Regions from separate parts of the Homo sapiens genome. Here region 1 is linked to region 2. Evidence: chromatin loops called from intact Hi-C (ENCODE). Cell type or tissue: K562. All regions are shown on one strand. Links, peaks and the distances in the headings refer to the core of each region. The heading gives the core; the rest is flanking DNA. Region 1 overlaps CDC42SE2 (CDC42 small effector 2). Region 2 overlaps CDC42SE2 (CDC42 small effector 2).

What was found. Hi-C counts contacts between places; a loop is a spot of excess contacts. Peaks named below come from ENCODE experiments on the same cell type or tissue, not always from the same donor. Only the 100,000 strongest peaks of a DNase experiment are listed, where the experiment ranks them.
Region 1: a loop joins it to region 2, with 2.3 times the contacts of the local background. A loop is called at or near these places in 3 of 110 quality-filtered maps.

The regions. Positions count from the first base shown.
Region 1 is chr5:131,299,728-131,305,114 of GRCh38, reverse strand. All of the region lies in intron 1 of CDC42SE2 (CDC42 small effector 2), which reads right to left. Among named protein-coding and RNA genes, the nearest start is that of CDC42SE2, 38 kb to the right of the region's middle. In K562, for the core only: no CTCF peak of the experiment used is centred there; no DNase peak of the experiment used is centred there.
Region 2 is chr5:131,371,150-131,376,536 of GRCh38, reverse strand. All of the region lies in intron 3 of CDC42SE2 (CDC42 small effector 2), which reads right to left. Among named protein-coding and RNA genes, the nearest start is that of CDC42SE2, 110 kb to the right of the region's middle. RefSeq lists a silencer at 929-978. In K562, for the core only: no CTCF peak of the experiment used is centred there; a DNase peak (open chromatin) is centred at 3,096.

The sequences.
Region 1 (5,387 bases), core at 236-5,235, 72 kb after region 2:
TATAATTTATACAAAATTCTAGAAAATAGAAACTAATCTCTAGTGGTGGAAAAGCAGATCAGCTAATCTCCTAGGAATGTGGGTGGGTGGGCAAAAGGAGGGCCTACAAAGGGCTGAGAAGAAACTTTTGGGGTATATTTCCAGTATCTTCAGTGTGGTTATGATTTCACAGGAATATACACATGCCAAAATTTATCAAGCTGAACACTTGAAATATATGCATTTAATTTTATGTTTAAATATTAATAACTGGTAGCAAGCCTGGTTAAAATGAAAAGCAAGATCCTTTTAATGCATTAAATTTGAAAATTATGGCCACAATCTTTCTCTTCAGAAAATAGCTCTTCCAAAAGTATATCTCAATGCTAAGGATCAGAAACACGATTACTAATCACAAAGAAAGCATATGCCAAAAACAGTACTCTAACTAACCTAGTATAATATAATTTGGCATGGGAAAAAGGAAATGTGGTGGATTTCAACATTGTTAATTCAATTATAGTCCAGAGTACCTCAGTCCTCCATTAAATTTGGTAGAAATTAGATTTAAAATACTGTCATTTCATTGTTGACCAAAAAGACATTTTACTATAATCATTCAATGAGTGTCATGTGGATACCGTTACTAAAATGGACTTCATATTCTGCTTAGAATTCATGAAAAAGTCATGAAAACAGATCCAATCTAACTGCTAAGCACTGGTATGCCTTGGTGCTTTTTGTATCATATTAAATGCCACCTCTATCCCTATCTACCTGTCATTTATACTGAAGAGACGGAGAAAAATGAATTATTTCCTTAGCTAAATTTAACCATTAAGTTTTATTTTAGGCCGGGTACAGTGTCTCATGCCTGTAATGCCAGCACTTTGGGAGGCCAGGGCGGGAGGATTGTTTGGGCCCAGGAGTTCAAGACAAGCCTGGGCAATGTAGAGAGACCCCATTTCTACAAAAAATACAAAATTTAAAAATTAAAAATAATAATAAATTAGCCTGGCATGGTGGTGCATGCCTGTGGTCCCAGCTACTTGGAAGGCTGAGGTGCAAGGATTCCTTGGGCCGGGAAGGTCAAGGTTGCAGTGAGCTGTGATCATGCCACTGCACTCCAGCCTGGGCAAGAGAGCAAGACTGTCCCAAAAAAAAAAAAGAAAATTATTTTAGACAGAAGCCAAAGTGTACACTCCATCTCTATGCAGAGATTTCTAGTCTCCAAGATAATCAGTCTCAGTTCCATCATATTGCTATGAAGACAAGAATGCATTTTTAAAGAAATTAAGTTATCCATGCTGTGTCTAAATACTTTTAGGGCAGTCACAAAGAAAAATTATGCTAGTTTTGCATCATCCCAAATGGCACAACTCCAATGAATGAGTACAGGCTGTATGTTCTACCTATTAGTACATCTTTCTGTTGTCACTGCTGCCTAAAAGTGGAATGTCCTGCCTTAGGGTATCTGTTATCAGAGGTCAGGATGTTAGGATCATGATTCAAAAGTCCTACTGATAGATGATTTAGACAAACTTTATTTAAGATTCCTTCCAAACCTCAGATCTTCTTATAAGTTAAAAATAAAATCGATTTTTAAGTGCCCAATCCACTACAATTCAAAAGTCTTAAATTTCAGCTGATAAACTACAAGAAGCCAAAGGCATAGGTCTTCCAGTAACATTTTGAGTACTTTCCACTTTTCCTCAAGAAACAGTAGCTTAAATTATCAGGCCTTGACCCTATTAAATCACTCTGACATTGAATGAAAAATAAGTACTTAAATATATGTCCCATTTTTATGCATGATCATTTAATGTCAAATACCAATTCCTTTCTTCTTCTCAAAGAAATACAGATCTGTCAGGGACAAATATAGACCTGTAAGAAATCTAGTTCAATTTCCTCACTTTACAGGCCCAGAAAGGTAAAGAAACTTGACTTAAAATCACTTAATTAGTACAATGTCTATTAGCACTGCAATAAATCACTGTCATTTATTTCCTCTGTGAATACACTGTAAAGAAATGCATATAATCATTCACTTAAACAGTTTAAGTGAAAAGTCATCTGGGCAATAATGTAGCCAGTGGCGACACTAAGACTCAACACATTTTTGTTTGATTCTTGCTATTATTTGCTGGTGCTGTTAACATTCCAAGACCATAAAAGTGTAAGATGTAGTTGAGTTACAGAAGTGGGTACAGGTGAGGGTAGGTGTAAATGAGGCAAAAACGTTAAAGGGGAAAGAAGCTATTTCTAATTGCTGGAATTTCAGAATCTGCTTGTCTTAAAAAAAAAAAAAAGAGTCATGAGGCAACAAAAACGGACTACTCCTGGTAAGTCATAATGATACAACCACTTTGTAAATAATTTCGCAACTTTCTTATAAAGGTATATATACATTTACCATGCTCCCCAACAAACCCACTCCTAAGAGAAATGAAAACATGTCCAGACAAAGAATATGGCTGAAGGAGGCAGTATAGAATAGCAGTTAAGAAAAGAGGTGCTGGTTGGACACGGTGGCTCAGGCCTGTAATCCCAGAACTTCGGGAGGCTGAGGTGGGTGGATCACTTGAGGTCAGGAGTTCAAGACCAGCCCGGCCAACATGGTGAAACCCCCGTCTCTATTAAAAACACAAAAATTAGGCTGGGCACGGTGGCTCACACCTGTAATCCTGGCACTTTGGGAGGCCGAGGCAGGCGGATCACCCGAGGTCGGGAGTTCGTGACCAGCCTCACCAACATGGAGAAACCCTGTTTCTACTAAAAATACAAAAATAGCCAGGCGTGGTGGTGCATGCCTATAATCCCAGCTACTGGGGAGGCTGAGGCAGGAGAATCTCTTGAACCCGGGAGGCGGAGGTTGCAGTGAGCTGACATCGCACCATTGCACTCCAGCCTGGGCAACAAAAGCAAAACTCCGTCTCAAAAAAAAAAAGCAACCAAAACTTAGCCGGGCAGTAGTGGCGCGTGCCTGTAATCCCAGCTACTTAGGAGGCTGAGGCAGGAGAATCGCTTGAGCCGGGGAGGCAGAGGTTGCAGTGAGCCAAGATCTCGTCACCGCATTGCAGTCTGGGCAAGAGAGTAAGACCCTGTCTCAAAAACAAAATAAAATAAAATAAGATAAAAAAAGAAAAAGGAGGTGCTGCTATCAAACTGTCTTCAGGGTTTGAAATCTGGCTCTGCCACTTACTAAGTGTACTGATTTCAGACAGGTTATTCCCCTCTCTCCATGCCTCAAAAAATAGGGGTATCAGAAAGGGAAGGGGGCTTAATATTATGATGATACATTATGCTAGCAATTAGCAAGTCAGAGTTGTTTTTTAGTCAGAGGACTTTTAACTTTTTTAATTTTTTTTTTTTTTTGAGACGGAGTCTTGCTCTGTCTCCCAAACTAGAGTGCAGTGGCGTGATCTTGGCTCACTGCAACCTCCATCTCCCAGGTTCAAGTGATTCTCCTGCCTCAGCCTCCCGAGTAGCTGGAATTACAGGCACGCGCCACCACGCCCGGCTAATTTTTATATTTTTAGTAGAGACAGGGTATCACCATGTTGATCAGGCTGGTCTCGAACTCCTGACCTCGTGATCTGCCTGCCTCGGCCTCCCAAAGTGCTGGGATTACAGACATGAGCCACCGCACCCAGCCCTTTTAAAATTTTTTAATTGAAATATAATTCTACATATTTATGGGGTACATAGTGATGTTTCAGTAAATAAAATGTATAGTGGTCGGGGTAATTGGCATACCCACCATTTCAAACATTTATCATTTCTTTGTGTTGGGAACATTCAATAATTCTCCTTTTAGCTATTTGAAGCTATATGTTATTAACTATAGTCATCCTCCCGGGCCATAGAACACTAGAACGTATTCCTCCTATCTAGTTGTAATTTTGTGTCCTTTAACCCCATCTCTCCTCTCTCCTTCTTCCCCCTACCCTTGCCAGTCTCAGAGGACATTTTAAAACACATATACACACCCACAGCAACGGTAGTGTACAATACAGTATTTAAGAGTTTATGTGTATTTTGTGTATGGTCAAATAAATATAGTTTCCAATTCTGACTGCCACAGAGAATTGTTGGGAGGTTACCTCCCTGAGATTTGGTTTCACTAACTATAAAACGAAGACAATGCCACCTCAGAGAATTATTGTAAGAATGTAGTAAGATGTATAAAGTGTTTACTTATTACAATGCTTGACATATCATAGCTAAAAAACGGAAACTATTTTATTATGCAATATGCACATTATAACTAGAATGACCATTCATCCTTCTTTGCTTGTGATAGTCACAATTTATGCCAATTTTTAAACATAATTTTTTTTTTTTTTTTTTGAGACGGAGTCTCGCTCTGTCACCCAGGCTGGAGTGCAGTGGCGCGATCTCGGCTCACAGCAAGCTCCACCTCCCAGGTTCACGCCATTCTCCTGCCTCAGCCTCCCGAGGAGCTGGGACTACAGGCACCCGCCACCACGCCTGGCTAATTTTTTGTATTTTTAGTAGAGACAGGTTTCAATGTGTAAGCCAGGATGGTCTCAATCTCCTGACCTCATGATCCGCCCGCCTCGGCCTCCCAAAGTGCTGGGATTACAGGCGTGAGCCACTGCGCCAGGCCTACAACATAATTATTAATGGCCATTCTCTATCTTGATATGTTCCAGTTTCGATGATAAATTATATGGTCACCCTAATTTATAACTAAAATACTGTCAAGATTTTTCCTTTATTTAGTTCTTTGTTCTCTTATTCCCTTTTTAGTGACATTTTCTCTTTCTTATCCAACTCACTGTCCCCCTTTTCCAACCTCTCTCTTGCTCTCACTTGTTCTCACTCCCCTTATCCAGGTGCTTGGCAACCTCAATGCTGCAAGTCCAGGTTCTGTGGTCCTAAACTCCTCAGTAATGGCATGTTTTTCAAATCTTATTTTTCTCAAATTCCCATCCATCCTTTCACTGAATTCCAGAATAAAAGCTAGTGACCCTAAAAACACTACCACGATCACCAACAATGGGATTAATATTCTAGTTCTCTAAGGATAACAACACTTTAACAGGAAACTCCAAGAGAGACAACACCTTAAGCCAAAGTAGAGAAACTAACAGCATAAATGTCAGATACTGTGACAGGCTGGGTAGGATAGACCATTTGAGAACTTTACTCTTCGAATCAAATAATTTAGGTGGGTTTCTACTAAATACCTATATCAGAACAGCCCTGATTCCCTCCTTTTTGCTGGTTCTCAGACAATCCAGTCAAAATACCAAAGGCTCAAAAACTAACATTACATTAATAGTTCTTAAGGGTTTTGTCCTATGCCCTCATCTTTCACTCTACAAATGCTCCCCTAGGTTATTTCAATCACTCCCCTGAGTTCGATTAGCATCAATGCT
Region 2 (5,387 bases), core at 87-5,086:
TACACATGTACCCCCTGAACCTCAAAGGTAAATTAAAAAATAAAGATTAACAGCTGAATATTTAAAAAGTAAAAGTGGGTAATAAAGAGTACTTATAAGATACCAGGCACAGTTCCAAGAACTTTAAAGCCATGAACTCATTTGCTAGTACCTTCTATAGCAGTATATGACATTTTACCTTCCCTTCAAATCTGGGATCCTCTGGCAAACTCTCACTTCTTGTCTCAGCCACTGCTCAGAAGTCCTCATTTGTTCACCTTTGTACTCTCTATTGAATAAAGGTTTTTTGTTTTTTTTTTTGAGACAAGAGTCATTCGTCACCCAGGTTGGAGTGCGGTGGTGCAATCTCAGCTCACTGCAACCTCCGCCTCCTGGGTTCAAGCGATTCTCGTGTCTCAGCCTCCCGAGTAGCTGGAATTACAGGCATGCACCACCATGCCCATCTAATTTTTTGTATTTTTAGTAAAGATGGGTTTCACCATGTTGGTCAGGCTGGTCTCGAACTCCTGACCTCAACTAATCCACCCACCTTGGCCTCCTAAAGTGCTGAGATTACAGGCATGAGCCACCATGCCTGGCCAAGATGGGAGTCTTAACAGTGTCCAGGTCCTGGATATTCATGTTAAAGAAGCTGAATTCAGCCTTCCCATGGGTGGTAATCTGAGTTGATAAAACTGCCTGTGGAAGTCTAGTTTCTAAGAATATGACAAAAAAATCTCTAATATGTTAAGGGACAAATGAAAGAGAAACAAGGTTTTAGATACTGCAGAGACTGGAAAAATATCTGCTCTTCAATAACTGAATAGCCTACTTTGGATTCCAAATTCTCATACTTAGGTCAAAACTTGAGAAAATAATAAACTTCTTCTATACATGAACTTGTACTGTATCTTCTACGGTGGGAAAAATAATTCTACTTGTCTGGCTTCTAGAGCTTAGCTCACTCACTGGAATGCCAGCAGTGGCCCTCAGGTGACAGAGCTTATATAAGGAGCTCTCTCCAGAGGAGATGAGAGTCACACCATAGATCACCACAGAGAAACCAAAACCAGCTAGTATTATAAGCAGAGAATTATCTAAGTCAAAGTACAGAAAGGAAAGATATTTTGTGTTGGAAATATTCATAAATAAATAGGTGAGTTGCTGGTAATGCATTTACAATTCAATCTTAAGTGTGGTGCTGTCGGTATCTGTCCTTTAGGGTTTAGTAGGTAACTAACCTTTTCCTACTCAGTATGTATTTTGCAGCTTTTGACAGATGAGAAGTTTGCAGGAGACCCCCAAATGTTTTTAAAAAGAATCTCTAAGCAAATCTATAGTGACCTTTTCAAGGGCCAAATTGCTAAAAGCAAAATTGAAGGAACTAGTTGTTCTCATCTCTCAGTGAGAAACCTGAAGTGAAAACAGTTTTTTTCTCCTTCTATTTAAAATTAGTATCTGGTTTAAGTCACATATTCCAAGTATGAAAACTGAAGCACAAAATAGGTTAAAAAAAAAAAAAAAAAGGAGGGGAGAAACTAATCTGAACTAGCTTTCAAGTATTAATGATATTGTTAATATCATTGGTGTTAAAAACTTTTCACTAGAAATTTCTGTCACTATGGGTCCATCTGGGATTGTTTCTATACACTGTATGTATACAATGTACAATGTACCTAGGAAGATATTACTTGCCAAAGTCCCACAGCTAACTAAAATCAGATCTGGGAGTCTTCCTTGTCCACTGTTGTTTCCTTCACATCACTGTGTGAACAACTGTGTTTCAAAGCAAGTCATATAATTCCCCCCAAACATTTACTATATAAAATTGAAATACAAAAATCAAGTGTTTATATTAACTCTATGTGAAGAGTGTTTACAATTGAGCCAAGTACTGTACTATAATTAATTTTTCTTACACCACACTTTGCACTGGAATTGCTTCTGGCTTGCTTAGCTTAAAAAAAAAAATTCTGTCACAAATTTTACACACAATGTCTGCTTAACTTTTTTTTTTTTTTTTTTTTTTGAGACAGTCTCACTCTGTTGCCCAGGCTGGAGTGCAGTGGCACGATCTCGCCTCCCTGCAACCTCTGCCACCCGGGTTCAGGTGATTCTCCTGCCTCAGCCTCCCAAGTAGCTGGGATTACAGGCACCTGCAACCGCACCCAGCTAATTTTAGTAGAAATGGGGTTTCACCGTCTTGGCCAGGCTGGTCTTGAACTCACCTCGTGATCCACCTGCCTTGGCCTCCCAAAGTTGTTTGCTTACCTTTTAATGAAACTATCATTAATTGTTCTAATACCCTCCATAAGTATCTCGTGGTATAACCGATTAAATAGCTAAGTGACTTGTCCAGATAGTCTGAAATTTCACTCAGTAGTATGGGTTCTTTTTCATTCAACCAAGAGACTACTGTTTTTTGTTTTGTTTTGTTTTGTAGTTCAGGGAAATTTTCCCCTAGTATTACTTTGATAATTTACTAGGGAAATTTTCCTGTAGTATTACTTTGATAATTTATTATCCTCCAATGCCTTTTGTCCTCTTTTTTGTAACTTTAGGCAGATTTTGTACTTCCTGGGTTGATCATCTAACTTTCTTAATTTTCCCTTCTACTTTACATTTCTTTATATTTTTCTTTTACTTGCTGGAAGAATGAACTACATCTTCCAGCCTTCTCATGCACTACTTTATTTCAGCTATCATATTATTTCCAAGCATCGTTTCTTGTTATCGATTTGTTCCTTCTCTCTCTCGCTTCCTTTGTAGGCATGTTGTTCTTGTTTAGTGAATCCAGTGTCTTATCATCTGAGACCTATTCATGTTTTCTGTTTTGTTTTTTAGTTCTTTCCTATTGCCTGTATCATCTATTTCTTCCGAGTTCTTTTATTCAGTTCATTCCTTTTAGCTTTTCTGTTGTCTAATGAACACAGGCCATCCAAACGAGGCTTAGTGTGCACGGGTCATGTTCAACTGTAAATTCAATGAACAGTGATCAGATGGTGAGCTCACTTTTTGCTTGGGGAAACCACAATTGCAGGTTATCAGCAGGTCCCTTCTGTGATGGCAGTAGGCTCTCTAGAAAAGGACCTGCTGAAGTCCAGACAGAAGAGTTCGAATCTAGCTGCAGGCATTCTAAGATGAAGGCAGGTGAAGAATGCTGGCTGGCTGGCTTGCTTATCAGTATCCCCCTCTGTACGCAGTTAGGCAGTGGCTCACTCAGCTAAATAGGTTCCCACTCTACCATCCCATCTATTTTTTTATTATATCTGATCCACGGTTCTCTCTCCTCTTCACTCTCTTTTTCTTTGTAGGTTTTATCTTTTTGTTATTTAAACTCCTTTAATGTCTTGTGAAGTAGGGTTTCAGGAAAGAAGAAAATATACATATAAACCCAGTCCAACATCCTCTCTTATGTTGAGATAACTATATCTCTCTTTGTGGTAACTAACGTCAAATCAAATGAGAACAAAATATTGCTGGTAAGAGACCAGCTCTTTAAGGTTTGATGGTCATGTTCATTTCAAAAAGAAATGTACTTGAATATAACCAATGGGGATAAAAGCAAAATTTTAAAAGCCCATTACTTAAAATGAGAGCAAATTGCAATTTATCAACTCAACATCCATAATAAGAGCATTCACTTATGCCATGCACTCTGCTAAGCACTTTACATAAATTATCTTAATATATTTTAATTCACTACCTATCTTGAATCCTATGAGACAGGTGTCATTATTCTCATTTGCAGGGATTCAATTAATCTGCCCAAGGTCAAACAGTAAATAAATAAGTACCAGCTCTGGAATTCAAATCCGGATCTGTCTGACATTTTTTTTTTTTTTGAGACAGAGTTTCACTCTGTCACCCAGGCAGGAGTGCAGTGGCGTGATCTCGGCTCACTGCAACCTCCGCCTCCCAGGTTCAAGCAATTCTGCCTCAGTGCCTCCCGAGTAGCTGGGACTACAGGTGCGTGCCACCACACCCAGCTAATTTTTTTTTATTTTTAGTAGAGACGGGGTTTCACTGTGTTAGCCAGGATGGTCTTTATCTCCTGACGTCGTGATCCACCCACCTCAGCCTCCCAAAGTGCTGGGATTACAGGCGTGAGCCACCACCGCGCCCAGCCTTTCTGACCAACTCTAATAGAGAACCAGCCCTCACATGAAAAGGGGAAAAACTTGTTTGGTTTTTAAGAACCTTGGAGTTCTTAAAAATATGATCACTTCCTATAGCTAAGTACTCCTGAAAGCACATTTGCCTTAGGTTTCTTAAAAATTTTATCTGTCATAAGGTAGGCCAAAAAAATGGCATTGAGTAATATCTTTTTTTGCTTAATGTAGAGGAGATTCTGTTTACTTATCCCAAATGATCCACAGACAGCTAACACTATCACCAGTATCTTAATGACTTTTGAATATATGCATAAGTACATAACAGGTACATGCATAAGTATTTGTTCATGTTAAGATCCCAATGAAGACATCACCCAACTGTTACCCAGGTAGACACTGCAAGAACAAATAAAACCAAAACCAAAACAAAACAAACAGTGATGGGGAATAAGGGGGGGAAACGAATAAATTAAAATGATAGACATGTTTCTCATTAAGTTAATATATATGAAAGCATTTGAACTAAGTCTGTAAAAATGGCAGATAATAATTAACACTTGGTAGCAAGAAACGCTTTCTGAAATACTGAAACACTGCTTGTTTCACTGTAACTTATCACCTAGTGCTGTATCTGCATAGTCTCACAATTCAACTTTATATCCAACATGGGTGTTCATTTCTATTTGGATAAAATTTACTGAAATATACTAGAAAGAAAACTGGTCTTAAAATGCAAAAGGCTCTGCCACTAATTCACTGATCTTAACTTAGTTTACTAATTAACTTCTTATTATAGTTTTCCAAATCCGCATGCACGCATGCCCACATGCATTTGACTACGTTTGCCTATGATGTCTCTAAGATCTAAAATTAAGATTGGATGAAAATTATTTTCATTTCACAAAAGAAAACAAAATCACATATAAAACAAACAATATCCCATCTGCTAAAACAAGAATGTAAGCATAACACCTTTTCAAGAAACTATAAGAAAGTTCAATAGACAAAAGTAGATGGAACATAAATACCAGAAATATCTAAGAACCAGAAGAATTTTTACTATGTGCAAAGGTGATAAGAGATCAGACCAAACTTTAGGGTACCCCGAGAACTGAGAACTGACCTAGAATTTGTCTTGCATGAGAACTGCTAATAAAATATATCTGTAATATTTCCTACTCAATATGAACAAGTTTGAGAGGATGAAAACTGAATGGTTTATACCATCTGTTTACATCACAGATGAACAGATTCTTAAAAAGTGCTTCTAAAACTGTTCAATATATTATAAAC